Regions from separate parts of the Mus musculus genome. Here regions 1, 3, 4, 5 and 6 are each linked to region 2. A link is a loop called in an ENCODE intact Hi-C map of the cell type or tissue named here. Cell type or tissue: left cerebral cortex. All regions are shown on one strand.

What was found. Peaks named below come from ENCODE experiments on the same cell type or tissue, not always from the same donor. Only the 100,000 strongest peaks of a DNase experiment are listed, where the experiment ranks them.
Region 1: a loop joins it to region 2, with 2.9 times the contacts of the local background. A loop is called at or near these places in 6 of 42 quality-filtered maps.
Region 3: it touches region 2 in a loop (5-fold over the local background); 25 of 42 quality-filtered maps call a loop at or near these places.
Region 4: a loop joins it to region 2, with 2.5 times the contacts of the local background. A loop is called at or near these places in 9 of 42 quality-filtered maps.
Region 5: it touches region 2 in a loop (2.9-fold over the local background); 4 of 42 quality-filtered maps call a loop at or near these places.
Region 6: a loop joins it to region 2, with 2.6 times the contacts of the local background. A loop is called at or near these places in 6 of 42 quality-filtered maps.

The regions. Positions count from the first base shown.
Region 1 is chr6:5,153,303-5,158,302 of GRCm38, reverse strand. It overlaps Ppp1r9a (protein phosphatase 1, regulatory subunit 9A), which reads right to left. Exons shown (of 16, transcript NM_001363809.1): 13 at 2,063-2,182; 14 at 1,276-1,299; 15 at 32-214. It overlaps Gm46949 (a long non-coding RNA gene), which reads left to right and starts at 4,291. Exons shown (of 2, transcript XR_001785191.2): 1 at 4,291-5,000. In left cerebral cortex, no CTCF peak of the experiment used is centred here; a DNase peak (open chromatin) is centred at 2,763.
Region 2 is chr6:5,380,575-5,385,574 of GRCm38, reverse strand. It overlaps a transcript of Asb4 not described here. Among named protein-coding and RNA genes, the nearest start is that of Asb4, 7.3 kb to the left of the region's middle. In left cerebral cortex, CTCF peaks have their summits at 1,225 (motif pointing right) and 2,858 (motif pointing right); DNase peaks (open chromatin) are centred at 1,227, 1,743, 2,322 and 2,834; H3K4me3 peaks cover 824 bases.
Region 3 is chr6:5,108,562-5,113,561 of GRCm38, reverse strand. It overlaps Ppp1r9a (protein phosphatase 1, regulatory subunit 9A), which reads right to left. Exons shown (of 16, transcript NM_001363809.1): 8 at 2,509-2,562. Among named protein-coding and RNA genes, the nearest start is that of Gm46949, 43 kb to the left of the region's middle. In left cerebral cortex, a CTCF peak has its summit at 2,957; DNase peaks (open chromatin) are centred at 2,965, 3,501 and 3,701; H3K4me3 peaks cover 580 bases; H3K27ac peaks cover 531 bases.
Region 4 is chr6:5,252,895-5,257,894 of GRCm38, reverse strand. Pon3 (paraoxonase 3) reads left to right here and starts at 1,662. Exons shown (of 9, transcript NM_173006.2): 1 at 1,662-1,742; 2 at 3,309-3,379. The coding sequence starts at 1,669. In left cerebral cortex, no CTCF peak of the experiment used is centred here; DNase peaks (open chromatin) are centred at 1,623 and 2,097; H3K4me3 peaks cover 650 bases.
Region 5 is chr6:4,085,031-4,090,030 of GRCm38, reverse strand. It overlaps Bet1 (Bet1 golgi vesicular membrane trafficking protein), which reads left to right and starts at 3,101. Exons shown (of 4, transcript NM_009748.3): 1 at 3,101-3,254. The coding sequence starts at 3,236. In left cerebral cortex, no CTCF peak of the experiment used is centred here; a DNase peak (open chromatin) is centred at 3,056; H3K4me3 peaks cover 1,274 bases; H3K27ac peaks cover 459 bases.
Region 6 is chr6:5,165,535-5,170,534 of GRCm38, reverse strand. It overlaps Ppp1r9a (protein phosphatase 1, regulatory subunit 9A), which reads right to left. Exons shown (of 16, transcript NM_001363809.1): 16 at 4,874-5,000. Pon1 (paraoxonase 1) reads left to right here. Exons shown (of 9, transcript NM_011134.3): 9 at 2,039-2,445. The coding sequence ends at 2,197. Among named protein-coding and RNA genes, the nearest start is that of Gm46949, 14 kb to the right of the region's middle. In left cerebral cortex, no CTCF peak of the experiment used is centred here; a DNase peak (open chromatin) is centred at 3,105.

The DNA.
Region 1 (5,000 bases), 230 kb after region 2:
TAGTAACTAGCACAGACGAAGCATTCTTTACCTTCAGTTTATTTCCATCCAGCTGCAGGAGCTGCTCCCCACTGATGCTCTGGGCACTGAATTCAGGCACGTACTGGTCCAGACTGAGGCTCATTAACCAGTGGGACACCTGCTGCACACTCCATTCATGAACGGCCCGATTCTGACTCTGAGTGTGTTTGGGAGACTGTCCATCGTCAAGGATCTGAGACAGAAATGTATGCAGCATTGGTAAATGACTTAAAAAGTATGGCTCATATTATGCTAGTAAAGTAATTTCTCAAGTTACAAGAGCTGCATTTACTTGTAAATCATACATAAGAGTTCTACTTATGTTAGAAGAAACATGTCTATTACCTATCTGATTCTGGTAGATGGAAATCTAAAGATATCCCATTAAAAAAGTACCATTAAAGGTGTAGGAAGTTAAAAAATCAAAAAAGTACACACTGACATGGATGATTTTATAATAAGTAAGCCTGAAGATATAGTTACATGTGGAAAATAATTATTTCATAGTTCTGTACATGTGATACATCATTTAAATTTATTCTGTTAGAAGACAGTAAAGTTATATTTAAAACACTTTAAAAATATCAAGGTCTCCTTTATTCTACAGGAAAAGTCTCAAAGCCCCCAAGCCTTCACAGGGAAACTTCACAGCTATTGTTTTATCGGAGCAGAAAGCACACCTCTGTGGAAGGTAGGGCGCCAACACCTACAGTTTCTTTAAGACATGAGGGAACTGAGGATTGAAAAGCTCACACAATCTCTCTTAGACAACACAATATAAGCAATAAGAGCTTAACAAGATGCTCATTGCAAATTCCAGACTCTGCCCACTGTAGACCATTCTCTTTATTGGCATAAAGGGGCATGACAGCCCTCAGAGCCACCGAGCTGAGAGAAGATGAAGCAGTGGCAGATCTCAGAGGAAAGACAGTTTATTTGGTGAGTCACATGAAGAACAAGCAGAGTGTGAGCAGAGGAAAGGCAGCAGATACTGAAAAAGAATAGACCATGTCTGGTAATGGCTATAGGAGGTAAGTAAGGGACTCTGGAGGTGGGGCTTAGGGACTCTGGAGGTGGGGCTTAGGGACTCTAGATCCAGGAATATCTTTTAATTCAAATGTAAACAATTGCAGGGTATTTCCCCTCCACTCCAGAGGAAGGGGTTCTTTAGTATTGGATTCATAGTCATTTTGTAAGGAGAGAAAAGCAGTTTTGAAGAGACAAGGCACCACACACAACCCACAGATAGCTCACCTCGTCATCTATCATATCCAGGCTCTGGGTGAGTAGCAACAAAAGAACCGAGAAGAAGAATGTTACAGAAATGGGACACACAGTACCAACATTACACGCTTTATAACATCAAAATCAAGCCCAGCTAGGAAAACATGACCAGAAACATTTAAAGGAAAAAAAAGGCTTATTGCATATAACTCATGCTAAAAAGAAGTAAGAACAATTATTTCATTTGTAAGAACAAATTCTAATTACATTATTTCCTGCCCCTGACTCCCACCTATTTATAGAACTAAGCCAATCCCAACACAGTTTTCTGCTTATCTCCTGCATACATACTTCCTGGCAATTCTTAGCAATGCTAATCTTCACTCTAGCATCTGAATAAATGGTTCTTACTCTATTTCCTTTCCGGAACCATTCCTATTGATAGTAATGATCCAACAGGGGGCATATGGTAGTCAAAAGACCCTCAGAGTCGGGGTGGGGGGGTAGGGGTTACTCTGGGAAAGGACAGAATGAACAGATCAGTCACAGCCCAGGCTTGCTCTCCAGTGCCCAGACTCTAACATTTATGTTTACATGTAGAATGGGATTCCCAAGAAGCTTCAATGGGCTCAGAAACTATACTTTTCTTTAATGTGGAGGGCAAAGGGAATGGAATCATGGGGATTTTGTGTTAAACACAAAACTTCACTGTTGATGCCTTCTTTGTTAAATCTACCCTCAAACATCTTCCCACAGTGGGATATGGAGGAAATGAGCCACATAAAAACGAAGTTCTGTTACGGTGCCACTACAGTACCTCATCCGAGGACAGTGCCAAGGACTGGGAGAGCCCTGGCGTTTTGGGTTCTGCTCCTAAGCCACTCAGGTCTGCTGAGCTGGTACTGCTTGGACTGAAGTCATCATTGAAGGTGAAATTCTGTCAAAATGAATACAACCGTGTTAAATGAACACAGAGTGAACTAGAAGCAGGTGCTCCCAAGTCCTCAAATGCTTCATGCTAATCAACTGTCTTTAGAAGCTCGAGTGTGCTTGGGGACAACCTTCAGTTGGGCAGTGGGGCAGAAGCCTGCGTGAAAATTCTGAGCACCTTCTCAATCTGATACAAGGATATGTGGGATCCAGAAATGATTCTTGAGTTTCTCTCCAAGGGTACAGAATTCATTACCCTCTGCCAGTGCTCAGAGTAGTGATATTAATAAGCCCATCTGCTTTGACCCTAACTGTGACAAGAAACAGTGTAAGTAGGAATACAAGATGGTGTGGAGAGGCTGAGTTATCAGGAACAGATGGTAATTCATATCAAGAAGGTAGCTGGAGTGCCCCTGGGAAAGATGGCGTGTGGCTGGCTGTGATAAATACTGTGAGAAGTGACAGGTCCCCCCCTGGATGTAGCTTTAAAAATGATGATTCTGGAGGAGGGCATGGACTGACAACACAGCACTAGTTAGATGTTGGTGTATAAAACTCTCTCATGGCACCAGCCCACAGCCAAAGAGACTACAGTATGAAACAGAACCACAAGGCTGCACAGCTTCTTGGGGTGAGTCAGATGGGATGTGGGAAAAAATGAATTTTCCTGGAATTACTTTAACATGCTCAGCAGATGTTAAAACAACTTGACAATGGCCACAGAGCTTTACTTGTGAAAATGTTTTATAATGAACCTCTCTTTAATGTGAGATAATGTTAGGATCACTCAAGCAAACCATAAGTCTCAGAATAGCACTAAAGGGTCCAAAGAGTCACTTGTGACCAAAATTTCTTTTGCTACTTGTAGAGTGGTTGGATTCCCAGAAACTAAGCCACTGCCCAACACCACCTTGTTTCATACTGCACTTCTCCAGGAACCAGACCGTTAGTTCCATTAGGTTATATTGTGTTGGGCTTAGTTGATTGTTGATGAGAATAAACACCATCCCAGAGACTGGGGAATTTAGTACCAAACCAACTTCAAGATTTGATAAATCTTCCAAAAAGGAGCAAAGCTGGTAAACATTCAGCAGCAAGTCACGCGCACAGCACTTCACCCTTTGGTGTTATCACTGGAGATGCAATCCTCCAGACTCCAGGTCAAAACTCTTCGAGCTGCTGACCTCAGGGAAGAATTCAGTTTAAGTAAGATTAACCTCACGGTTCTGTTTGGGGGGAAAAGAGTGAACACAGGAAAAGAGGAGACCAAATTCTGCAAAGGTTAGTCACCATGTGTGTCAGTACAGGGTTAAACCAGGCTTGCGTTGTCATGCTGGAAATAACCATTGCACACTTTGAAAAGCATCACATCCACGCATATACATCTAATGTAATTCTGCTAATGGTAAAAAGAATTAGAAGAGGTGATCTGCACGGACATTTGATACACGTAAGTAAGGTGCCATATGTCAGTGGCCTTTGTTTTTCTGTTTGCTTCACTTGAATATATGTCAGTGGCAAATTTATCTGTTTTCCAGTAAATCTTGAAAAGCACAGTGAAACTGTTTCATAATGCAATTTAAAGGAGAATACTTAGTAAATATCTTCCAACCCTGTTTCACTATCCAAATGCCTCTTTCCCAGCATGGCTTAACTGTCAAACAGATTAAATAGCAGTAAATGAAATGACAGGCAAATCGAAGAGAAAAGCACACACTAGAATAGAACAGTATTAAAGAGGGTGCTGGTTAGGTGGGGCTTTTTCCCCCGTAAAGGAAACATCATGCATGCCTAGGACAATGTTAGCACATTGGTTCATCAGATCCAGGGTGCACGCGCAAGTTGAGAAGGCTTTCCAAAAACTGAAGAGACAGGATTGGGGGACTTTCTTGTCGGCTTTTATAGTCCGCTGTTGTCTACCTTGGACCCTGTTTTATCTGAGACTTGAGTCTCAGGAGAAGGCTGAAGGGGGCTTGGAGCTGAAGGCAGGTTCCTGAAGGAATAGGATCCTTTCCGGCTTTCATTAAACCATGAGAAAGGCATGCAAGGAGAGCGGGTGGAGGCCTGAGCTGCAGAGCTTGGTTTGCTTTTCCAGTTCTCCAACTTGCTTCTGAAGATTCTGTGGTGTGAAAGGAATGAACATGTTAGACAAATAAATGGCAAAAGACACTGAACCCAGCTCTAGCAAGACCCTCGAGATAGGGACAACTCTCTGAGAAACTGTTCTACCACAGTGGTAAAAAGGTATTGCTTTGGGCAACAGTGTTAACCTTAATATTTATCATCTTTCTGCATTTAAATGGAATCTATGATAATACATGGATTTGAACTTATATTTCAATTGCAAAACTTTATTAAATATGTCTTTATAAGCATACATGCATGAATTAAAATAGGGGTAGCACACCCTTTTGGAGATGCCTCCTAGGAAAGCCACCACAGTAGCTCACAGCCAGCACTCTTTACACCGATCCCTGCATTTATGCTCCCAGAATCTAGAGCAGAAAGATTCCACTGATTTGGAAATTGCAGAGCATGTGTAATGTTAAGCAGAAGATGCAGCTTGCTTGTTTCTCATCGTAGTCTTAGTGTCTAGTCACAGGAGGGTCAGGGGCTGAAATCATCATGGGAAGCTGAGGTCCGATCACCTCCTAAGGGTCTCAAGCCTTCTCTGCCCCTTTGTCTTAATCTGTACAAATAAATGTGTTGATGTATCTCCTATATATGACTGTAATGAATTGAATAGGTTAACATTTCTTAGAGAGCCACAAAAGCTATTGAAGTATAGAAATATTTAAAGATTCAAAAGCAGCTGAGAGATACCA
Region 2 (5,000 bases):
TTGAAGCAACCATGTAACCTTGTAATCTTTTCTCAGGTAATTTCCCCTAGGTCAGAGCACAATGGAAAGGCTTATCTTGGCGCTTTGATGCTTGGGACCTCAGATGAAAGACCGGAAGGCCAGGGGCGAGCTGATGCCGCTTTGAACTGACTTGATTAGTTAACTAACAAGTTGATCCTGATGCCTTGGTTTCTGTCCACAGTCTCTCCAGGAGCCTGTCTGAATACCCTCCCCGCATGGTGGTTGGCATCTCCTAGAACGAAGGAAAAGGGGAGGGGAGGGAACATCGAGACTGGTTTTCTCTGTAAGGACAGAGCTTTGTGGGCTAAAGCAACAAGTCCTGGGCCCCTAAGCTCTGCCAAGAGGATGCAAAGAAGCCATATCAGCCCCTGGGTTCCATCTCTCTAAAGACATCTCTTTGCAGTAAAGTTTAAGAGTGGGACTGATGGGTAATTTTTATTTCCTTCTGTTTCTTGAACCCAACCAGCTCAGTTCTCTCAAGGCTGCCTGGAACAACATTCCGAAAGTTACTATGTACCAGGGTTAGTAATACTAATTTCTCCAACATGGGAAGTGCTGATGGGGTTTCTTTTTTTTTTTTTTTCATAAAAAAGCAAAAAAAGTACAGAGGTTTTTTTGTTTTGTTTTTGTTTTTCCTGGCTATGAAGTATAAATACAAAACAAACAAAATTAAAAATTCAAACCACTTTGAGATTTCAATTAGCTATTCTGTGAGATCACTGGCCAAGGAAGTTATTCCTTATTTGGAGGTAGGGTAGTGGAGTTACAACTAAACCTTGTATCAAATCCTTATTAGTTTCACCACCAGCGTGTAAGAGCAATTGTCAGACTTTATGAAACAAATGAAAAAAATTAATACACAGAATGTGCTTGTACACGGAAAAGCACTACAAAGAGTTGTGGATGATTCTGGTCTCGATGCTCACAGAACAACATGACTCTCCTGGAGAAGACAGGCAATCTTAACTGACTGTGTCTCTGGCTCCCGTGCTACTGATATTCAAAACACAAAATTCAAAATGTTCCTCTTTCCTCTACTTTACTCCTCACCGGGTATCATATCTTGAGCATTGGCAGAGGGTGGGTGATACTATTTTACAAAGGCAAGTAGTCTTGCCTGAGTTTCTGAAAACCAAGAAAGCAACGTTTTTTTTAGACTGCACTTATCCACAAAGCGGGTCAGTTTTCTCCTTCCACCAGTTGGGGGCGCTTGAGGAACTTCTAAGCCACTTTCAGCTCTCGAGTTCGATGCATCTCTAAGGTCTAAATTACAAACTGGAAGCCTATGTGTTTCTCATAAAAGTCTATTAAACGGTTCCCACAAATGACTGAAATGGTTGTTTGTAAACGGCGGGATCTAAAATCACACTCGCGCGCCTTTCCTCTTAGAAGTCTCTGTTTGTGGACTCAAGGTCCTCTATTTGGAACATTGAAGTGATTACTTAGCTGGGGCCGCCTGCTTCCCGGAACTGGTACCCAGACCATCTGCCTTTCATATCGGGGTATTCAAACTGCATTTGTAACTAAATTCCCTTGAGCGTTTCCGGAGGCTCTTGGTTCCTGGCACAATGCTATATTTTCCCTTTCAAAACCCATCCTTAATGGGTGATGGACGTCAGAATAGCTAGATTGACACAAGCAATAACCGAGCCCTGGTCCACCTGAATTTTTCCTCCACCTAAATTTTGACAGACTATACATTTAATGTCATCTTTGACTGCGAAAGGCCGGGTTCTTCAGACAAAGCACGTCTGAGCCCGCAGTGGGGGCATCAGCTGTGTGCAGGGTCTCCTAGCAACTGCCCTTGCAGCCTTGTTTAAACACTAGCGCCGGCTTGTATTTCCACCCTCACACCAGCACACACTTCACAAAATCAACTCATGGGAATAATTCGCCATAATTCTGTCTCAATCAGAACACTGACCCCGCAATTGTACTCCAGGCAGCGTTTGCATTCTTTCTTTACCTCTGACAAATTTTTGAAGGCAAAGTATAGCTAGGGAAGAAAATTGCCCTTCATGTGGGAAAGAAATATGGCAGGCTTCTAAGCCTTCTTTCCTAAGATCCCAGGATGCCCTTTAGCCCTCAGAGTTCACAGAAACCAAGAAGCAGTTTACCAGTTGCAAAGATTCATCGATTTGATTTTACCTTTTGGGGTAGCACTTTGCGCATTTCCCTGGATATAATGTAAAATCGACATTCTTGCAGAGAATTTGTTTGGAGTGTATCATGCAAATGAAGCTGCAGGACCCGGGAAGAGTGGAGAGAAGGGTTGCATATTTTCTGTCTGCTTACAGATATTCTTGCTATAGAACGGCTGAATTGGAGCTGAGAAACAGTATCTTGTCAAACCTTGTCTTTTTAAGAAAGTACAGAGCCCACCTCCGTTGTTTGTTCCACTATGTTAATTACTGAGGAGAGTCAAATTTCAGTCCTTTACAAGTTTCCCCGCACCACGTTTTAGGATTCTTGTTTTGTTCTCTCTGCCTTGGCTGATTTACATGGATCGTAACAAGGAGGCAGCTAACAGGAATAAGCAAGGCTAACGCGTTCTACTGACTTTAAAGGAGTCGGGTTTGTGAGGACTTTCCGAGTGTGTAAAATGATCAGCGACTGATTATTTTTGCATGTGTTGGTTATTGATGCAGTAAGCAGATAATTGAGTCAAAAGCTGCACCAGAGTGCATCCCCTGGCAAGCATTTTAAGGATTCATGTTTTCGAAAGGAACCCACAGACACAGCCTCAAGCAGCAAAAGCTCTCTCTCACAGAGCCACACAGACCGTCCTCTGGAGGGAATCAGAGAGTGAGCGGTCTTGGCACACCCGGCCGCATGAGGGCAGTATTCCTTGAAAAATGAACCTGAAAGACCAGCTGCAAAATCTCTCAAAAATGGGAGAAATGAGCCAATGCAGATAAAAACGAGGTCTAGATGAAATCAAACGCAGATTTTAAAAATGTGTTTTAATCCATATAAACCATTATCCTTGCTGATTAAATTTTGCTTCGAGGATGAATTTCTCTGCTGAAATTTTACCATAGGTTTGCCTATGATTCTATAGAATCATTTCAAGATGTATGTCTAATAAATATAAAAGTAATTAAGGCTTGTCAGGGAGGAGTAGCCGCCCACCCACGATCCTTTGCTCCTACGTCACTGGTATTAAGAAGCGTTCTGTAAACGAACTAGACGTGTTTTCTTCTATATGTTTATTTCCCATACTCACTGTCATATACGTCTGTTTTGGGCTGTGGGAAAGCAAGACAAGCTTGCATCTCATGTTCAGAATTCTCCTCCTAGGTTGATGATATTCCCCATAATGCCAGAGCAAGCTTTCCTGAGTCCCTTCTAAAAAGGCACGAAGACACAGATGGAGGTTAAAACAGCAGCTACTGTCAGTCAAGGCCCCAGGCAAGACTGAGAAATCAAAGATATGCCCTCCTTTCCCTGTCTGATAATGTTGCTAGGTGGCCTTTGATAGCTCCAGGGCATAAAAGGGCGGGGAGCTTGTACTCCTGATCCGTCTGGCGTTTCTCCTGGGTGAATTTCTTTCTTCAGCATGACTATGAGGTTTTCAGGAGTGTTAGAAGGATGGTACATCAGTCACCAGCAAAGGCGACTTAGGAACAAACACCAACATGCTACAATAAATTGCCTTGGCTGAAAGCTATCTGATACATTTCTGGCTTGGCTGGAAGCCCTGCCTCCACATACCATAACTCAATGGCTATGGACTTGAGTTATTGCTGTATGCTACTGGGATCCACCAGGCTGAAGCCAAGAGACAGTGAATTGTAATCCAGATCTCAGTTCCTTCAGGTAAATGAAAGAAACCACACAGCACTACGATACAAAATGCAAATCTGGTCTATAGGAATCAAAACCAGAAAAGTTGGAAGGATGGGGCATTATAAAAGGGAGAAATTATATCAACTGGTTTGGGGGTTCGAGAAACACTTCACTGAAGAAATAGTATTTGATAAATAGAGGCCAAGAGACTAGAGGAAGGATGTTTTTGTTTCTAGAGACGAACAGCCTCTTCGAGACTCTTTCTAGCCTTCATGGGGATGCCATGATAGTTCAAGACAAGGAGAGAACACTAAGGGGGAAACATCATTATTAGATTAATTGCCAAGGGAAGGGTGAGATGAAAGCTGGCATGTGTATGCACTTGGGAGCTCACAGGGGTCAAGAAACTGTATCACTTTGAACATGTGAGCTGTAGTCTGGGCATATCAGTTTTGGGTGTGTCTGACTTTTAATACATATCACCCATAAAAATCTCCCTTGCATAAAAGGGTACACTAGAGCTGGAAAAGGTCTTGAAGGTAATTTATGGCTTCATTTTCAGCTCAGGAAAAGCTGAATGAAGATTAGGAACTGCATTCAGCACCATTCACTTTCTCCTTTGCATCCCCCTCCCAGGCATCAAGTGTCTGCCTCCCTCTGTTTCCCACACCATTCACAGGCAGACTACAGGGCTGTTTGCTTACACCAGGCCTCAAGTCTCTCCCCATTGTTCCCCATCTGTTGGCTCTGTCTCGCCAACAATGATTGCAAAAGCCTCAAAAACAGAAGCGGCTTCTTCACCCCTTTCCTGAATTCCCTATGGATACATTAAGAAGTTGATTATTCTATTTATTTTTTTTTAAGAGGGTGGGGGAAGCTCCAGATTACAAAGGCGTTCACAATAGCATCTGTATTCTATAGGCTCTTTCAGGTTGCCAGAGCAAGGAAGCCCAATCGTGCTTCCCTCATTAATGGGGGCTTATTGTGAGCACAAACAGGACAGCCAGCTCTGCAGCTGCACAGCCAGCCAGGCCGCACCAGGAACTCATCAGTGCCTGTTATTGTCCCGGATAAACCTGTAGCTCCCGCAGCCAGGCAGCTGCTCTCCTGACTTAACCGCTTGCCCTCTCTCCGTGCCTCCCACCCTTCACCTTTAAAACGGAGATCATAATAATATGTACCTCATTGAG
Region 3 (5,000 bases), 270 kb after region 2:
TGTCTGTAGCACCATCTCTCCACACTATTAGCTTTTTAAGATAAAACCCTATTGTTATATACAATCAGTCAGTCATCAAAACAGCTCAAGATGAGAAGAGCAACTGTTCTTTCCATATCCATAGAGGATAAAACGGAAGGCTTGAAAAGAGAAATGATTTGCTCAAGGTTACCCATCTGATAAAAGACCAAACACAAATCTGACATGAACTCCCATGAACTCTCTTTGCTAGCATGCCGTTTGAAATACTGCAAGCAGGAAATGGTGTCTAGCGCATCACTGATTAGGTCCACTAAATGTTGACACACGTTGTTTGAAAGCACGTTAAATAAAGAGTAGGACAGGAAGTTGATGATTAATTAAGAAGGGAGCGGGGGTGGGAAAGGAGCAGAAGCAAAGGCACTAATGGTGAGGAAGGGACTTAGCTTATGGGTTGTTCTCCTCAACACGTGGGCACGAGGTTCAGGCTTCTAAGAGTTACCACCTGTGTCTCGGGTGGTGACTCAGGTGCCCTTAGAGTCAGAGGGCACCTGTGCTCTCACCACTCTGCATCCTTGCAACACCTCGTGGGCACCCTAACCATTTGAGAGAGTCAGCTCCTGTTACTGTGCTTTTAACCCTTTGGGGGATGTTTCTAGGTTGTTGATTTCAACTGACATGAACACATTCTGTCACTCAGTATATCACAGGGAGTGTTAAATACATCTACAGCTTTTCAAACCTTACTTTATACTATGTATAAAAGACAGGGAAAAAATAAAGGCATTAATAGTTGTCCTGTTAATTTAAATCCCTCCAACGGATCAAAAAGACAGCTCTGTGTAGTTTCTGTCTCTGGAAGTTCTTAGAAACACAGAGTGCAGTTTTTTTTTCTGGGCCTCTTGGTTATAGAGTCCAGGAAAGAGGAAGCCGGTCCAGCGCTGCTCTTAATACAGAACTCATGACACTGAGTTTCAGATGAGGGTTTAAATTGCCCTGACAACCACGTTCTCTTCACCTTGCTACTCTGTCTACCCTTTCTACGTACAAAGCTATCAAGGTTCAAATGACATCCCCATTCTATAGAGCATTGAACAAATGGAGATACACATTCACACAAATGTACACATTTCTATGTCACAAGAATAGTTTTGTGAAAAGTATTTTACTAAATACATGTGGACAAGAGGTTACAAAGTAAAGATTAGTCCCAAACACTGAAGTGAAGAAATCTATATAACATTGATAATAATCACATGTTTTCAAGTGTTATCATATACCAACCTAAAAGGAAAATATAAAATAGTAATTTGTAGACTTTTCTAAATTAATTCTTCATAAATAAATGCCTAAGCCTGTCTATGGGAGCATTTATAAACACAGGGGCTCTTTTCCCTATTTGTAACCAACAGTTTATAAGATCTGCTTTTTAAAGTCAAAAAACAGTTTTCAGATAAAAAGGGCTTGGTTTTTTACAGCATCTTTAATGAATGCTTTATAGCAGTTGTTTAGGTACCAGCCCTGCTAGCTTTAAACTTAAAATTCACGGTGCGCCGCGGACACCATGAATGATGCTGAAATAAGCTTTGACTAGAGAGCTCCAGAGCGTATTAGTCAGGAATGCCACTTAACCAAAGTAGCCAGCTAACTCATCTCCACTTAACCAGCTAACTCATCTCCATTTAACCAGCTAACTCATCTCCATTTAACCAGCTAACTCATCTCCATTTAAAACACATGGAAAACCCAAAGCATGTATTCACTGTGAATCAGAAAACAGATCACTCGACGTAGGCAATAATTATTTTGTAATTTTAAAAAGACTATGGAAACAATACAGCATCGTTTGAAAGCAACTGAAGATATTTTTAAGTCTCTGAAAACATACATTTGATAGAAATGAACAACAATAGCTAGAACTGTATCTTGTACAAGAATTTTACAGTTTCCTTTGATGTCTCACTATTTCATAGAGATTAAAAATATTTTCTTTTATTAATATTTTTCTCTTCAACAAATTTAAATAATGTGAAGTGAGTATATCTCAAGATTTCCAGTAGCAGCTGAATCTAAATTAATTACACAATGCATAGAATGAGCTTATAACTTTACTTCTTAGACATGGGAAGTTTTTCCTAAAAAGAAATTAATGTTCCACATTAAAACAATACATTGCTTCCAGTAAATTAGCTGAAATTATTATAAGGTAAATGACAGAAAGGAGATTTGCTATACCAGCTTATATTTTAGAAATTAATACACAGATGCTTGAGCCATTAAAAATATTATTTTTAATGAAATTTCAGAGAGACTAAACAGTTTAAATCTACTTAAAACACCAAGTGCCCTGTGGCCTTCTCTGGTTATGTGCGGTTATGCTCAGTCTCAAGACAGGTCCATCGATGTACTTAATGTTGGAAATGACCATCTCATGGAAATATGCTCTCAAGTGCACGGGAGCAAATCCATTACTCCCAGAGTATCTGAAGTTTAAAGAGTACAATTCAAACACCACGGAGCGGTGCTTACCTTGGTCTTCAATTTTTGAATCTCTGCTTCTGTAACTGCATGTTTGATTTGCAACTGAAAATTGAAAAGAAAAACATCTCAACTAAGAGTGTTTCTATATTTTTAAAGACTCAGCAGCGAGAAGAATATCTTATGACACAATTAAAAAAATGCTCAGGACCCTGCTGCATTGCAGCAGGTTGTAATTACAAATGTCTAGCATGTAAAATGACTCAGTGGGTGCAAACTAATTAAACATAGGGTTTATGACTCACGGTCCCTAATATCCGATTAAGTTACCAGTTTAATTGCTAAGGGGCCAAAGAAAAGAAAACTCATTTCTTGGCCTCTGCTGCTCTGCCTTTACGATCTGAGCGTCCAGGAGCTGTTTCCTTCCTGAGGCTCGCCCACAGAATGGCTTGAGCCAGCCAGTCAACAGGCCTCGCACAGTGTGAAGAGTCATTCCCACATCGTGCAGAAAGGTGGCGCTGTGGCTCTGTGAGTCGCTCTCACATTCCGCAGAGCAGCTCTGCAGCAGAGGAAGGAGTGGGACGCAGTGGCACAGAAATCTCCGGTTTGTTTTCCGTTTGTGTTCCTTTTTAACCGCAGGAAAGGTACAGATTCAAAATTCTGCCTTCCAAAAGATCTACCTGTATAAAGACTCCAAGCCCCAAAGCATTTTCTTTACAACACAATAGTGGTCTTTGCCATTTGTTTGCTTTACTCCCCCGCCCCCACTCCCTCCCCGACCACGACTGTTTTCCTTCTAGGGGTCATTCATTTCTTTAAGGGCTAAACACCCTTGAATTTAGGGAAAACAGTTTACAGGTTCACAATTTGTTCTCTGGATGTTTTTGATGGGAAGGATGTTTTTGAAATTCCCAATTCTCCCGGTTTTATAGGTCCAAACAGCCCAGTGGAGGGTCTGGGGAGGGAGACACTTTGCAGCCAAGCCCATGAACATTTTCTGCTCTGCAGCTGAGCACAGCCACTAAGTGATGCAGGTGGCACTGTTTCTTTTGGTTATGCTGAATCCTAAATTGGTTTGCCACAAAGTTACTGAAGACCACATCCCACCATCTCACCCCCCCCCCTTTTTTTTTTGTCCAAAGTACTTCGGAGTTAGGACTGTACCGAATCTGGGTTTCTTGGTTTTATGCCACAATCTTAGTGGTCCGTCTCACTCAGATGCCATTAGCAGATACCCAAAGTGTGAGTGTGCCAGGCAAGGAAACTACACCAAGCTTTCTCAGTGAAAAATACTGGCAGAGGTCTTTTGTGCTCACCAGAAATCCTGATCCCTTAGTGAGTACAGCGATGTGGGGAAACTGAGGCTCAGAGCAAATGATCAACCTAACTGTACAAAAAAAACCAACACTAGAACTGGATTAGATCTTGGATATCTAGGTTCTGATCTTGTGCCATTTCTCTAAAAAATTAAAGATGAACTTTATAAGCATCTACTGAGGGGCTCTAGGCAAGATGCTGTAAAGATAACACCCCCCCACACACCTCTCTCAAATAAACAGCCATGATAACCTGCCACTCAAGAATAAAGCCACAAAAGAATATTCTTTAATATACAACATGGAAATGTATATACAACCACAAGGAATTATTTTCCAGAGGTATTATATTCTTAGAGAATAAAGCAAATTCATATGCCTGGATGATTTTTTTCCCATCCATTACTAACAAAAATATCTACTCTGTTGTTTAAACTAATCTGAGTGTGGGCTCTGTTTATAGCTTTCAGTAAGAACGCGCGCGCGCACACACACACACACACACACACACACACACACACGCACACGCACACGCACACGACTAACTGTAACTGAATCAAAATGTCTACGTGTGACTACCAGAAAGGGGCAGGCAGAAGCCTCGTCAGCATCACCTGCAGCACTCCACTTAGCCTGTGCAGGCGTGGAAAATATTTTGGAAGTGAAAAATATTATCTTTGCAGGGGAGTTTTAAGAGTGCTCTAGAACCAGACATTTTCTATCAGATAAGAGCAACATTATCGGCTCTCGTGGCACCAGGGCAGCCTGCCTGGAATTCACACACAACTCTGAGAAACGGTTTCTGCACTGTGTAGACTTTTTTCTATCGTTTATGCACTGGACTGAGGCCTGTTTTGTCTGCAGGGAGCTAATGGAGCTGGAGGTGTTTTTGAAGATATATGATGTTATTAAAATGTAGCAGTGGCAAATCTTTGCCATCTTTTTCTAAGCTTAATAGATGGTGCTTTGGTTTTGGTTGTTTTTTTTTTTTTTTCCAACAAAAGTGGGTTTTATTTCAGGGAACTACATATGCAAAACAAGCTGCAATTAGCTGGTGGAGTCGTAACTCAACCTGGTCAGAAGGTCCCCACCAGGGTGGTGAACTGAGCGCAGGGCAAACCTCTAACAAGGCTGCTTGGATTCTCAGAATGTGGTTATTAATGAGCAACGTGTTGGTTACATCTCTCAGACTGTGATTACAGCTCCTTTAAAAATAAGCATCTGCTT
Region 4 (5,000 bases), 130 kb after region 2:
AAGAGGCTTGCTTGCAGCAATCAAAATCGGGCCATAGATTAATCAGCATCCTGGCCTTCTGATGCACCTGCTGCATGCAAACAGGACAATCTCCCCAAGTGTGACTTGGCATGATAGAGAAGTAGTCAGTGACGGATAAGACTCCCTGGGCATGTCACCAACCTAAGACAGGGATCAAACCAATGCTGTTTGTCTCCCAAGGACGGGTAAGGGGCATTGCTGCAGGGGGCAATCTAAGACAGACATTCTCTCTGCCAAACAAGAAAAAAGGGGGAAATGTGAGGAGTGGGTGTGGCAGCAGTCCCAAGAAGGCGCCAGGGACTGCAGCTAAGTCTTATGTCTTGCACCTGACTTCCTCATACATCTGAAAATAAGCCACAACCATCATGAGAGCTGCGCAGGTGCACCAGGATACTGGCGAATCCATTTTGGTGGAGACATGCCCCTGCTGCCCTGATTAGCTGAAGCTGCGTGCCTGGTGAGGTGACGTGGCCTGCTGTGAGTGGATGAGGGCTGAGAGTATATAAGAGTGAGAGGCCTGGGTCAGAGAAGGAAAAAAGATGAGAGAGAAAGTTGAAGTGAGAGAGATGAAGACGGAAGTTTGCTGAATAAACTGTTGTTAGAAGGACTGGTGGTCGTGTTGTTCTTGCTGGTCAAGAGCGGACGCTACACCTTAGTCCTATAAAATCTACCTATTTCAAAAAAAAGCTCTCTTTTTAAACTGAATTCTGCTGCTGCTACCTCCTATTAGTAACTAAAAAGAGATGATCCTTGAAGGTGCGATGTTCCCTAAACTCAAGTGTCTGGCCATCTTCAGTCTCTCCAACAGTATTGTTTATCTGAAAGGAAAGTTTGCTCTTCATTGGAAAGACCTGAAATTCACAGAAGAGTAAGACTCTCCCATAAAAACGATATATTGTTGTTGATGTTATTATCATTATTATTATTAATATTATTACATTCTGCTCATCTTCCAGATTGCCAGACAGATGGACTTGTCTACCACCATGAAGGCACCAGGAAGTTCTGAGCCAAAGTTCAGAGCTCTGGTTCCTCGAGAAGGATGAGCCAAAGGGCTCGTCTTTCAGGATTTTCTTCTTCAGGGTGTATATGGAGCAATTTCTCCTCTTACATGCAGCCTGCCAGAACTCTGAAGCTTTAGTCTATGAACTCTGGCTTCCCAGGCAGCTCTCTCACATCACTCCACTGGAGAAGCTGAGGTTAATTGAGTTCTGTGACTTTAAGAAACAAATTTTCCACACCGTGAGGATTCCAGCTTGTGAGTTCAAACCTGAATGGTCCAGAGTTTAGCTGACCTTAGCCTAGGCAGAAATATGTTCTTGGACCGCTTGCCTGGAGAGCCAGCCTTAGAATCTGCACATTAAAGTGGCCTTGAACCATCGCTAATAAAGGTGGACTTGAATCAGAAGAACAAAAATCCCCTTGAAACTCAAGTAGACAAGTGGCTTTGAGCCCTCCATGTGGAGGTGGCTTTGAGCCTTGGCGCAGGAGAGAGCAAAACTCCCAAGACTGCTAGAAAGGATCAGCACAACTGCCAGGAGGTGCAGGCAGGCGGGGCACAAGGGACTGATCAGTGGGCGGGACCCTGAGTCCGCGCCCCAGAGCGGCACCAGTCTTCCTGCTTTTTGCCTAAGGCACCCAGACACCATGGGGAAGCTTGTGGCGCTGACCTTGCTGGGAGCCTGTCTGGCCTTAATAGGGGAAAGGCTGCTGAATTTTAGGTGAGTGGGCATCTCCATGGAGATGGCTTCAGCTCTTTCCTTTCTAGTCCACATCAGGGAACTCCTGCTTCCAACTTCCTAGCGTTTCCTTCCGGAAAGGAGCAGTTTTGGAACCTCAGTTCTTAGTGACCTTCTCCTTGAGACTCGTTCACTAGCAAAGGGGACAGCTGCGTGCCTTTCTAGGCTGCCAGGGTAGGAAAGCCCACGTTTGATTTCTGAAGGTTGGGTACCTTTTCCAGGTCTTCTGCTACATTGCCTTTGTGAAAGACCAAGTCATTTGGAAGTGTTGGACTTGGGGGAGGGGATCAGACTAGCAGCTGGGTGTTTATAGCTGACTCAGACACTGAAAGTGCGGGCCGTTCCAGAACCCATGCCACATTGGAAGATGAGCCAGGAAACAGGGAAGAGAGCTGAACCCCGCGGACAGGAACTGACTTGAAGGGTAGTTGACTTTTTGAAGTAGAAGATCCGGCAGGGAAACCCTCCCGGAATTACTGTCTCAAGCAAACTCAGTTTGATCTGAAAGATTTTTTTTTTTAAAGGTGGGTTCTTCTCCTCCCTCCCCTTATTGCTACTTGGGGCTAAGGCCTCTGCTTGTCATCTAGTTGTTTTTATTCTTTCTCTGAGGAGTGACTAGTCTCAGAGGTTCGCTGCTGCAATCTGTTCAGACACTGATGTCTGTTGGCAACGCTTTCTAGTCCAGCTTGAGAGGGCTCGTTGTCCCGCCTGCTCCCCAAACAACAAATGGCAGAATCTTCAAATAGTAAATTTAAGAGTGGTACAGCTAGGAAGACTAACACTTGCCTCCCCACCCTCACCCCCAAGTGTTAAAACCATACCTCTAAAGGATAATTTTTATAAATGATCAAAAGATAAATCTACCTTCAGTCTTCTTGAATACAGTTCAATTAATATTTTAATTTCTACCTAGTATTTAGAAGTCTATTTCAGTGCAAGGTAAGAGCGCTGTGCTGAAAAGCACTTTGGCTAACTAATGCCTTTAGTAGTGTCAGGTCCATAAGGTACCTTTGCTAAGATAAGTCAGCATAAGCTTAGTTGAAATGAGGAAGTTAGAGCTAAAGTTATCAGTTCAGCTCCTTGGAGACCTCAGAGAAATTTGGAATTTTTTTCTCCCTACTGGAGGAAGGAGGTCCAAAGAAAACAAGAAAATATGAAATGGGTAAGTACAGATTCATATTAGGTAATAGTTAAGAATATGATGTAATGCTGTTTGTTTGTTTTTTGTAATGCTGTTTTGTTCCTTTAAATGAAGAATAGTGTTCGGTTCTGCCTAGCATTAAGTGGGGTCTTATATTTCGTATAGAATTCTACTTTATTCTTTCAGCAATAACTGTGAAGTTAGCTTCTGTAGGCACAGTGGTTACGTGAGACATATTATGTAACTATAAACCAGAGGCGTTGTTACGGCCTCCATGAAAGGCAGTGCCATAATTGTCACATCAGGAAAGTGACTGAAAGACCTCCCTGCCTGTTCCAGGTGTCTACTTGGGATGAGTGCTTTGACCTCCATGTTGCTTTCTTCCTGTTGATTTTTATCTTCTACAGAGAACGAGTTAGTACAACTCGAGAAATAAAGGCCACAGAACCACAAAACTGCCACCTGATTGAGGGCCTCGGTAAGTACAGGGCAGGACCAAGAAGAGGGAGCAGAATTTCTTGGTCATCATTTCCCTGAGTCTACTAAATTATTTTATTCTCTATTACTTCTTGGTGTGGCTTCCGCACAAACAGGATTCTTTTTCAGAATACCCCGATGTATAGTCTCAACAGAGCATCCACAGACCAGCGTCTAGATGGCTTTTCTCAGTATGTCTCCTTAAGGGCATTTCTCCATCATGTGATGAATTTCAGTTACTATTTCTTCTTTGCCAACTCCCTCTCCCTCTTTCCCCTCTCCCTCTCTCCCCTCTCCTCCCCCACCCTCCCCTTTCCCCCTCTCCCCTCTTCCCTGTCCACACTCTCCTCTCCCCCTTCCCCTCTCCCTGTTTCCTCTCCCCCTCCCCCTCTCCCTGTATCTTCTCCCCCTCCCTCTTTCCCCCTCTCCTCTCTCTACCCACCCCTCTCTACCCTCCCTTCTTCCTCTCCCTCCTCCTCTCTTTATCTCTCCCCTCTTCCTCTCTCCCCCTCCTCTTTCTCTCTCCCCTCTTTATCTCTCCCCTCTTTCCCCCCTCTCCCCCATCTTCCCCTCTTCCCTTCTTCCCCTCTTCCCCTCTTCTCCTCTTCCCCTCTTCCCCTCTCTCCTCTCCACCCTCCCCTCTCCCCTCTTCTTGGCAATGTTGGATTCAAGTATCCTCTCCATCATTTTCTGGTAGGCACTTCTTCAGACTTTCAACCTACCTAGCTGTCTCTCAAAACTACTAATCTCAACTCTGCAGTCAGACCTCCAGCCTCACCAACTGGAGGTCCCCTCTCCCGGTCCACGAGGCCAGTTTTGATTATTTAGATTCAGGCTTAACTGGAGTGGACCTCACACCCCTGACACTCCTTCTCTGGTTCCTCCGCCCTCAGCTTGGCCCACCATCCTCTGGAGGCGCAGCTCCCTCTTTGCCCCTCCCTCCTGCTCCCACAGGAGACTGGTGGGCAGCAGTCTCCTCTGTGCCCACAGACCTCACCTACTCGGCCCTGCAACCCTGTTTACTTGGGTTGCAAGCCTCCAGTTTTACTACTAGAAGATAAAATGGCAATCCAGCCAGAGTCTGCACACTGTCCATCCGAGGACTAGGAATGCGCTTCTCCGTCTTTCTCATCTTCGCTATGACATTTTCTCCCCTCTGTTGAGCACTGCAGTCAGCCTCAGATTCCTCTCGTGTCCAAAATAGTCCCTTCATTTTGGTTTTCTATTCTTTTACCTCCTACCATGTTTGTTTGTTTGTTTGTTTGTTTGTTTTTTTCCGTTTGTATACTTTGATTTCTGAGGCAGTCTCTCAAGTATCTCAGGCTGGCTTTGAACCTATTACCTACCCCAAAATGAACTTGAGCTTCTCTTCTAAGTGCTGAGGACAAAGGGGTGCTCTATAGCGTCCTTGAGTGGTGGGGGTGGGTAGGACCTCTGGCTTAGGTTCTACCAACCGAGCTACATCCGCAGCCCTGTTCCAGGAACGTAGAAATGGTTTGTGAGTCGGGCGTGGTAGCGCACACCTTTAATCCCAGAGGCAGAGGCAGGCAGATTTCTGAGTTCGAGCCCAGCCTGGTCTACAGAGTCAGGACAGCCAAAGCTACACAGAGAAACCCTGTCTC
Region 5 (5,000 bases), 1.3 Mb after region 2:
TCTCTCTACAAAGTGAAGATTAGTGAAGACACTAGATCATTGCAAGGCTATCATTACTGTCCATTGGCTCCTATTTATACTCTCTCAGAAGATCACATGTCCTCTCGTGAGTCTTGCCTCTGGAAAACACCACATGAGTCTACATCACATGACACAATCAGAAACTTCTACTTAACAAAGGCAGTAGGAATCTGTTTCATGAAAATATTACTGAAATCACAATGTTTTAAAGCAATACCAGATGATCATTTTGAAATGCAGATGTCAACTATTGATGACTCTTGGAAGAGTTATTAAATAATTTTAATATTACTGACGATTCCAAAGCAACTAAAGCCAAGAATGCATTGAGGTGAATATTGATACAGAAGAAATAGACCTTTTCAGCTGCCTGTGTGATTGACAAGGTAATGAAGCTGGATCTTTTGGGTTCTAGTTACAGAATACTTCCATAAACTCAGACAAACTGAGATGACATTGCTTGGGTACACAGGTGACACAGCCATGCTCTATTCTGGAAATCAAGAGTTAAAAGATCACCATGTATGTATAACTGGAAAGATAGATATCCACTACAGAAAACTAGCAGCAGAGAATGGAGGTAGAAGATAGCACAGAGGGAGGGGAGGGAATTGCATTTTAAATGCATGTGTGCATTTTGTTGTCAGTATTTCCTCAAGTCCACATTTGCATATCAGTTTTATAAATAAAACTAGTGGGCATATTTCAACAACCTCTGAAGAACCTTCTTGAAAATATTTTTTGTCTCTTAAGTATAGAAAACTAATCTCCACCATTGTTTAAAAAGCCACAAGGTATGCTGATGCTTATTACGTGTCTGTCACCGTGTTCGATCCATGGATAGGAAAAGAAACAAGCTGTAGGCTTTAAGTTTCTCTTGGCATTTTGAATCTATCAGGATGATCACTCAACACATTTAATAACAAACACTATTAAAATGACTACGAATTTGAGCAAATTGATGGTGAGTGGTAGGAAATATGGCCTTCTAAAGCAAATACCATGAAAATGAAATCTAACTCTATTAATCTAAAATGGTGTTTTACAAATGTCAACAAATTTTAAAATTTAAAATCAATTTAAGTTACTAATTAAATACAATTATTAAGGTGCCAGAGTGTCCATTTTGAAATTTAGCTTCATCATGTGCCTCTAATGATTGCTGGAATTAAAAAGAACCAGGATTTAGTGATGCGCCTGAAGCAATGGAAGAGAGAAGCATGTCGGCAGAGTAGACAGCAGCAGTGCTACCCTCCAACATCCCACACATCCCTTGGGTCTCCTAAGGTCATGCATATCTTGAAGGCCATGTTTTACTACCTGGACTTATTTTATCACAAGAATTTCATTCATATATGTATCATTAACTATAGAAGCCACTTATTCTATATACAAACCTGCTTTGTTGGTAGTTTGGAAGGAATGTGCCTCATAAAATTCTGTCCTTTCTTTCCTTTCCCTTGAGATATCATAGCTACAAACTACCCAACTTCCTCTCCTCTCAACATCACTGTTATTTGAAATGGTCCACTTTACTCAGCCTTGATGCATATATATGTACATCAACCCACTTTATCCCTCTCTACCTATCTCTGTCTCTCTGTGTATAAATCTATACCAACCTCCTTATCCCTATCTACCTATATCTTTCTGTCACATCAATCTCATTCATATATTCCCATTTCTTTCCTCTTCTTCTATGAATTATGACCTTGAATAATCAAAAAATGTTTCCTAAGACAAATGCAAGTTTATGGTTATGCAGCCAATGTAGTGACCCTGTGCCCTTGCTCAAACCCCCACACTTGTTTGGTGTGCCTCATTGTTCTGAAACTCTTAATAATTTTTGTCTTTGATCTTGTATCATGCAAATGAAGTCTAATGGCATAATATAACATGCTCATGTGCAAATGATATATTTGTAATAAGTGTTTTTATTGTTCTTCATTAATATGCTCTGGATTCTGATAGCCCTCTGACTCATCAAATTTTGCAAGATATTAAAAGCTACAAGGTGAAGATGGCATGTTTATGCTCGAGTATGAACACTTATAGTTCCCATAGTCACATGTTGTACTTGAATAAGAACTTGTGATAAAATCATCAAGGATCTTTGTTATATCCCCATACTCATCTCACATTCTGTATTAGTTGAATTGAAAATTATCACATAGCAATAGAAGCAAAGAAGGCGGAACTTAGACTCTTTCTTTCAGCCATCAAACCACAGTAAGCTGAGGGCAGAGTGTTAGTGCAATGTGTTTCTATTATGAAGTATAATGTGTGTAGTGAGGTGGTTCAGCAGCTAAGGGTACTTGCTGCATATGTAGCAGAGGATGGCTACATGCTCCATGGAAACAAGTATGAGGTATTTGTGTGTACGTTTTAAAAGCTCTAAGTAGGGTGGAGTGTTTAAAAGCTAAATATCACAGTTCTTTCCAGACTTAGATCAAATGCGTTAGGAAGCTGAGACTCCCCACTTCCCTACCCGGAAGTTCTACTGCAAGGATACATACATACATACATACATACACACACACACACACACACACACACACACACACACACACACATATATATATATATATATATATGTGTATATATATATATATTTTTTTTTAACTATTCCACTGGGCAGGATCAGGAAGGAAGAGGATTGATTTTCCTTTCCTGCTAAGAGGCTCAGACAGTAAGATGAGACTCTGTTTGAACAAAGTTTGCACTGACTTTCTCACCTCTGACTTTGGGTGAGCGGGAGTGCAAGGGAAAATCATGAAAGAGTCAACCATCATCCCGGCTAGGGAGGGGTAACTCTCCCAGGTTAAAGTTGGCACTAACATCAAAAAGTGCCATACTAAAAGTTCTGGATTAAGTAATGACCCAGAATAACAGGACTAGAGCCCCAGCAGCTGTCGCTGCCCTTCCGGAAGCCCCGCCCATTCCAGGCATTGTTCCTACCACGCCCCTCTTACCCAGTGCCCCAGAAGACGGAAAACTACATTTCCCAGAATGCAACTAGTAATCGCATTTCAGGACGCCTATATGTGTCCGAGTGACGACATAAACCGGCGCGGTGTTTAGACTTTACTGATGTCGTGGCGCTCTGAGGCAAAAAGTTGTTGCTCTTAGGAGCCCTGGGACTGAAGCCGAGGTCGGGTGACCCTGGCCCTTTCCTACTCACTCCTCCTTGCCCGCCTTTCCCTCTCCTGGCAGGATGAGGCGTGCAGGCCTGGGTAAGAACAGTGCTGAGGTTCGAAGTTTGGGGACCCTAGGACCTGCTGAGTCGGGAGCAGGGTTGTGGGAGGAGACTACCGGCCCTCTGTCAATGACTTTGGTGTTCAAAAGCGAGTTATTTGGGTTCTTTGGAGAAGGTTCTCTTCCTGTGTCCTAGTTCCGAACGGTTTCCTGAAGTTGTATTTAGACAAAAGTTTAAACCTATATGCTAGGTTGCACAGAGCGGTGAATTGGTTAGCATAAGTTTTTCTTTTTCTATGTGCTAGTTTGGGGAGTAACCCAATTTCCCAAGCCTTGCTGTTTCCTTTGCTTTACTCATTCTGGATCTTAACTTTTTTTTTTTTTTTTTAAGAAATGACATTTGGGGAGTAGTAAGCTTTAAGCCCACTAATAATGATGCGTTAGTTTGATAACCGTGAGTTACAAAGGTGAATTTACGTGTCCTTATTGTTAAAGTGCCTGTTATGAAAGGTCTGGGTCAAAGGCGAGTTACTTGGAACACTTCTGACCTAGACCTTGTCCCACTGCTAAGGCAGTAGATGTTGGTTTTGATGACTTAAATGGGTCAGGGGAAGGAATAGCTTAGTAATAACTGAAGTTCTTTCTCTATTAGCCATGTCTTAAAGAAGGAAGGGCAGAATGCTTGAAAAAAATGTGTGAAATATTAAAAAGGATGTTGCTGTTCTGGCAGACATTGGAATAGTAAAAAAAAAAATAGTTTTTAAAAATTTGAGGTGTTAAAGCCAGTGAATGGACAAACACTTAAAGTTAGGTATGAAAACTAAAGCCTCTTTTGCAACTCATAATTCACGGCTTGTTATGGGTTTTGATTATGTAAGAAGGAACACAATATTCATGACAGTGCAGAGACATGGTAGTAGTTTCAATAAGGTTGGTTATAGGAATAGAATGTGTGGACTTTAAAACCACTGAAAAATAAGGGCCTTGAATGGTGTCAGTAATATAGATTGACAGGGTTGTCAATAAGTAGTTGCATGTGAAGAAGTTGTAAATTTAGTTTTATGAATCCTTTCAGTCATTGAAAGAAATTAGTTCATCTCAAATAACCTAAAGAACTATTTTCAAACATGATTAGTCATATATGCCTACATTTTTCCAACACTAATAACAGCAGACATTTATTGTGACGCACCATGTGCTTCCCAAAGCTTTCAGGGTTACTGTGGAGCAGAAGATAAATTGCTGCGGAAGCAGATGACAAAGTACGATCCAAGGTGGTAACTTCATCCCAGTACAGGTTAAGTTCATCGGATAGTAAATGCAGTGGGGGCTTAATAATCCATGGCTCACGGTGGGCTTCCTGGAGCCGGAGAACCTGAAGGATGCTGGTGACTGTGAGGGTTGGGAGAAGTAAGTCCCAGATGAGAAGATGGCCAAACAAGATTCAGGGTAGTTATGAATGATGTATACAAGAGGTTGTGGTGATGAAGTCACTCTGAGTGAAGCTAGGACCCTGAGGCACCCGAACGATCTGACTATTCAAGGACTTTACATTCATCAGTAGGCCACTGGCCTATTGGAATTTTGTTTGTGCTGTACTGTTTTTAATACGTGCAGGTCAGGGATTTGACAGTAGGTTTCTATCTCTGACTTGTATTGTATGTTACAATTACTCAGAAAGATGTTAAATTAGATTTTCAATTAAATTAGAATCAGCAGGCAAGAGTCCCCTCCTAAGTCTTTTTGAAGTGCAGTGAAGAAGAGGGGTAATTATTTGTTTAAGT
Region 6 (5,000 bases), 220 kb after region 2:
ACGGTGCTGATCTTCCCAGCTGCTTCTTCACCTCATTTTCTGACACGGGGCTTCTTGCTGAACCTAGAGCTTGCCAATGGGTTACAAAGAAGCTGAGGATCTGCCTGCCTCCACTTCCCCAGTGCTGCGATCATAAGCTCACGTCTCCACGACCAGCTCCTTTGTGGTGTTAGGGATCTGAACTCCAATCAAGGAGTCTCACTCACAGAGCAAATGGTCTTACCCACAGAAAGATCTTCTCAGACATTCCTGTGCGTTTAAACCCCTTCACATTACTTATAATACCCACACTGTAAATGCTATACAAATAGCTATCCGGTCTTATTTAAAGGGTAGTGATAGAAAATGAAAGAATATTCTTGCTATACTATGTATAACACACACACACACACACACACACACACACACACCTATTTCCTTCTGAGGTCTCCTAGATCTGCAGATGTGGAACCTATGGAGAAGGCTGACTGAACAAGGCCGTGCAGAGGACCAGTGTATGGCCATCTTATCTGTACATCTCCAGCAAGACTTCTCCTACCCTCATTATAGTACTCAAAGATCCTGTTTTGTCCCTTGTCTTTATTTGGCAGGTTATTTTGAATTTATTTACAGTGCAAATAATAAAATTGGAACCCATTTGCCACCAGCGCCTGCACATTACCTGACTTATCGAATGATTCCTCTTTTGACGTTTTATTGCATTTGTTTGTGTGTTTGTGTGTCTCTCTGCGTGTATGTGCACATGCAAGTGACACACGCATGGAGCTCACAAGACAACTTGGGGGATGGGAGGACTGGGTTTCTCCCACTGCGTGGCTTCTGGGGGGCAGACACAGGTTGTCAGGCTTTGCACACTGGACCTCACAGCACCTATCCTGAGTCTTCAGTGTGGAGTAGCTGTACCTGTAACTCCATCAAACCACACGCTGTTACTTTATTACTTTATTGAGACAATATGTATTTGTAAACCTTGCTTTGAATCAGTCTAACTCACCTAAGACAGACAGACAGACAGATAGACACACACACACACACACACACACACACACACACACACACACACACACACCTTCTTCCTGTATCTTTCTATTGAAAAAAAAAAAAAACTAATATGAATGGCTTCCGACCCGGTTATCTCCAAATTTACAGGAGATTATGATTGTGTTTAATGCCAATCTTTTGTGTCTTTTGCTAGGTTTTTGCTATTAGGCTTGCTCAACTGTATATTTAATAGAATTGGAGAAATGTATGCTGTGGAGTGCTCAGCATATAAAAAGCTGGGCAGAATGTTCAATTCCAATTGTTCTTGCTTGTTAGCTCATCTGGTAAACTTGGGTCCTTTGCTCTAGCAAGGCTTTGCTTTATTGTTCTTGGAAAAAAAAGAATTGCTCCCTTTCTGATGATGAGTTTGGTAAGGGAAATAGAATATAATACTTTTAATACAGTGCCCATAGAAGATTTAGTTCTTATGAACAAGAGGCTTATTAAACTGAGGTACATCCATACCGACTTCTTTGTAAGTAACAAGTTAACATTGCAGCAATTTCCTGGAGCTAGCTGTGTTGGAAGTCACTTGAATCCTGCCATTGACCCTTTGATGCCCGGGCCCTGGCTCCCCCACACTGCCATACTGGGTGCTCTGCCTTGATGGCTTTCTTTTCCAAGTCACAGAACTTTTTTTCCTTGGTGCTAATCAACCAACTGAACAATCAAATCATGACTCCTCGAATAGAAACTCAGTGTATGAATTCCATTTATTGTGTTCCTTAGTGTGCTCTAAGGTCTCACATCCAGGCTGCAGCGCTTGTTTATATGCCCTGCCTCATGCACTGTGTGCTCATATGTGCACTGCTAGTGTTAAGGATCAAAACTCGACCAATCACAAATGAGGAAAACAGTGACCTTAAAATAATTTTAGAACAGAACGCAATTGAGGAAATTATATGAGATAATGTGTCTAAGGGAGAAATAACTCCAAGTTCAAAGTTGACGTAAGTAACTTAACAAAAATATTCACCTCATGCAATTTCTTTGACAGGTGCTTCGAATCCAGAACATTTTATCCGAAGACCCCAAAATAACTGTAGTTTATGCAGAGAATGGTACCGTCCTGCAAGGCACCACGGTCGCCTCTGTGTACAAAGGGAAACTGCTGATTGGCACTGTGTTCCACAAAGCTCTTTACTGTGATCTGTGACAAGCCAGCTGCACGCACGTCATCGAAAGTGAGGCCATTATTTCAATCCTTTGCCATACTGTAAGGTGCCTACCACAGTGATCTCTGCTAACTAATGAATGCTGACCTTAGTCTCAGACATAAGAAGGTATGAGAGTTTCCTGGCAATAGATCCTAACTAGCAAGGGTTTCTTGAGTATTACTCTTAGACTACTTAAAGACACCACTTATCAATTAAAAAAATTTTTTTCACCAAAATGGCTAAATTTCTCAAGTCCCACATAACTTGTGTTCTGATCTGAATATGAAGATCTGTGATGAAATGTTCCTACAGGCTTATATGCTGAATGTTTGGTCCTCAGCTGGGGACAGTACTGGGGATTCTAGGAGGTAGGACCTCACTGACAGAAGTTTGCCCCTGGGAGAAATGCATTCACAGGTTGCATCTGGTCCTTAGTTCTCTGCTCTGAGCTTCCACCAAACACCAGGGCTGAGTTACTGTCTTACTGAAAGCCCAGAAACAGTGGAGCCAGAAAGTAGACTCGGACCTCCAAAAAGAGCCAAAGGAGTTTTTCTCCTTTTAGTTTTCCCAGGAAATCTGTGACAGCATTGGGGAAATTCCTTCTATGTAACTCCAAATACACTTTCCCATAACACATGCAATCTCTGAAACCATTTGAGTCTCGAGAGAGAGTGTGTGCGGTCAGCTTTGGGGACCATTAGGTCACAGAGGTACTTCTGGTGTTGAAAAAGTATTATCATGAAGACCACTCTCAATACCTCATAAAGTCAGTGGATGGACCAGTGCGGCCAGACTCTGGTTTCCCCTTTCTCCCTGCGACTTCCTCTGAAACAGACAGAGCTTCCGCTCGCTCCTGGAGGCACGGAGCTTTTGTGCATTGTTTCGCCACTGGGTCTTTTCAATTTTCCCGTAGTTACAGGGTGTGGGAGACTCTTTCGATCTTTGGGAAGGTTATCACGCCCGAACCTGATTTCTGTTATCTTCACACATTACATGGCCTGTTTATATTGGTCCAAAGAAAGAAGGAACTTGCTTCTTTTGTAACAGCTAAGTTCATGAATATTCTATAACTGTCAAAGTGCTGAGTGCCCCAGCCCCCAGCCCGCATTGCTCAGCTGATGCCAGAGATGGGTTTTGTCTTGTTTGGGTTTATTTACACTACTCTGGCTTTCCGTGAAGACCAAGAAAGAGGGGAGAGGAAGATAAACTGAGTTTTTAAAACAAAACAAAACAAAACAAAACAAAACAAAACAAAACAAAACAAACAAACAAAAAAAAAAAACCCAGAAAGATCAACAGCCCTCATGACTAAAAAGAAAATCTCTTCTTATACTGGTTATGAAATGAGAAAATTTTAAGTACCATTATTTGTCTGTTGTGAAGACAGAAATCCAGTGCTAGATTATTTCCTGGGTCATTAAGGCAGCCAGTTTAGGGATGAAGTATTTAAGACCCTTTCCATGGCATTTATCTGGTGGTGGTGGGGTTTTTTTTTGGGGGGGGGAGGGGAGGGTGGAAGGCATGGGGAATGTTTTGATGAGAAACTGAAACTTGTCGATCATTTAGGACCATAGAGGGAAAACATAAAACAAACCAGTTTTTTAGCCATGAATCATAACGCATGCCTATAATTCTAGACTTAGAAGGCTGAGGCAGTGGGACCAGGAATCGCAAGTCATGTTAATCTATGACTTCATAGTCAGAGCTCAAGAAAACCAAAATGATAATAAGTAAAAACTATTTGCATAAAAGAACTCCTTTCCTCACAATGCAATTTAAGTGATTTTAGTCTGCTTAGCACATGACACCAGGTAGCTGTGAGTGTTCATTTCCTCAGTGACCCTTGTTCCTCACATCCTGGAGGCTGGACTCTCGGAATCACTGGTTATGACTATCTGTGAGCGTGGCACATAGGAAAGCAAACTCCACATATTTCTTTAATAAGAAAAAAAAATCTCTTGTCTACCTAGCCTTCATTACACCTTCAGTAAAATGACCATATCCTCTTCCTTTCTACTGACAAATCAAGCTAAGCTAATTCTTTCAAAATTAAATATATAAATGAATCCATGGCATGCATTTAAGATTGTCCAAAGAAGAGCAAAATTTGGTAAGAGAATTTTTAACAGTTTCCAAAATGGAGGGAAACAAGCTCACATTCCTTACTTCATGAGGCTGAGACAGTTGAGTGTCTGTCTTCATCTGTTTTAGTCTTGCCTTCTCAGTCTTGGAGATCTGAGAATGAAAATGGTTTAAAATAACCCAGTGCTCTAGGCTGGACCTGATTCCTTCTTGGCTTGCTTCTTGTTGTGTGAGACTAAGGGCTTAATGGATTTGTCATCCATCTTCCTCTGGCTGATTGGTATTGGGAACTTGACGGTGAGGCTGTGTCAGAGGGACAGGGGAAGTGGGGACCTGGGGGCTCAGCTCTTTAGCTTCATGCCCAGTTCCATAATTGTGCTTTCAAGTGTAATTCTAGCTGCCAATTTACACTTTGCCAGAGTTAGAACTTATTTTTAGTTTCATTTCCATGAAAAATGTGCACTTTGCTCTTGATGGAGAGAGATGTTTTGACAGTCAGTGCAGGTTTACCCAGTCAGGGCTTGTTTTAGTTGAAGGTAGAAATGGAAGAGAAAAAAAAAGAAAGAGAGAGAAAAGAAACATGGACTCCGAGAGACCTCTGTATTTCCTTTATTGCATTCATTATCTAACAACAATAATACTCATTGGCAAGAGATTTATTTACACTAACAAGTTAAGTTTAATCACAGGTATTTTTTAGATGGTCGGAAAACAATGGTC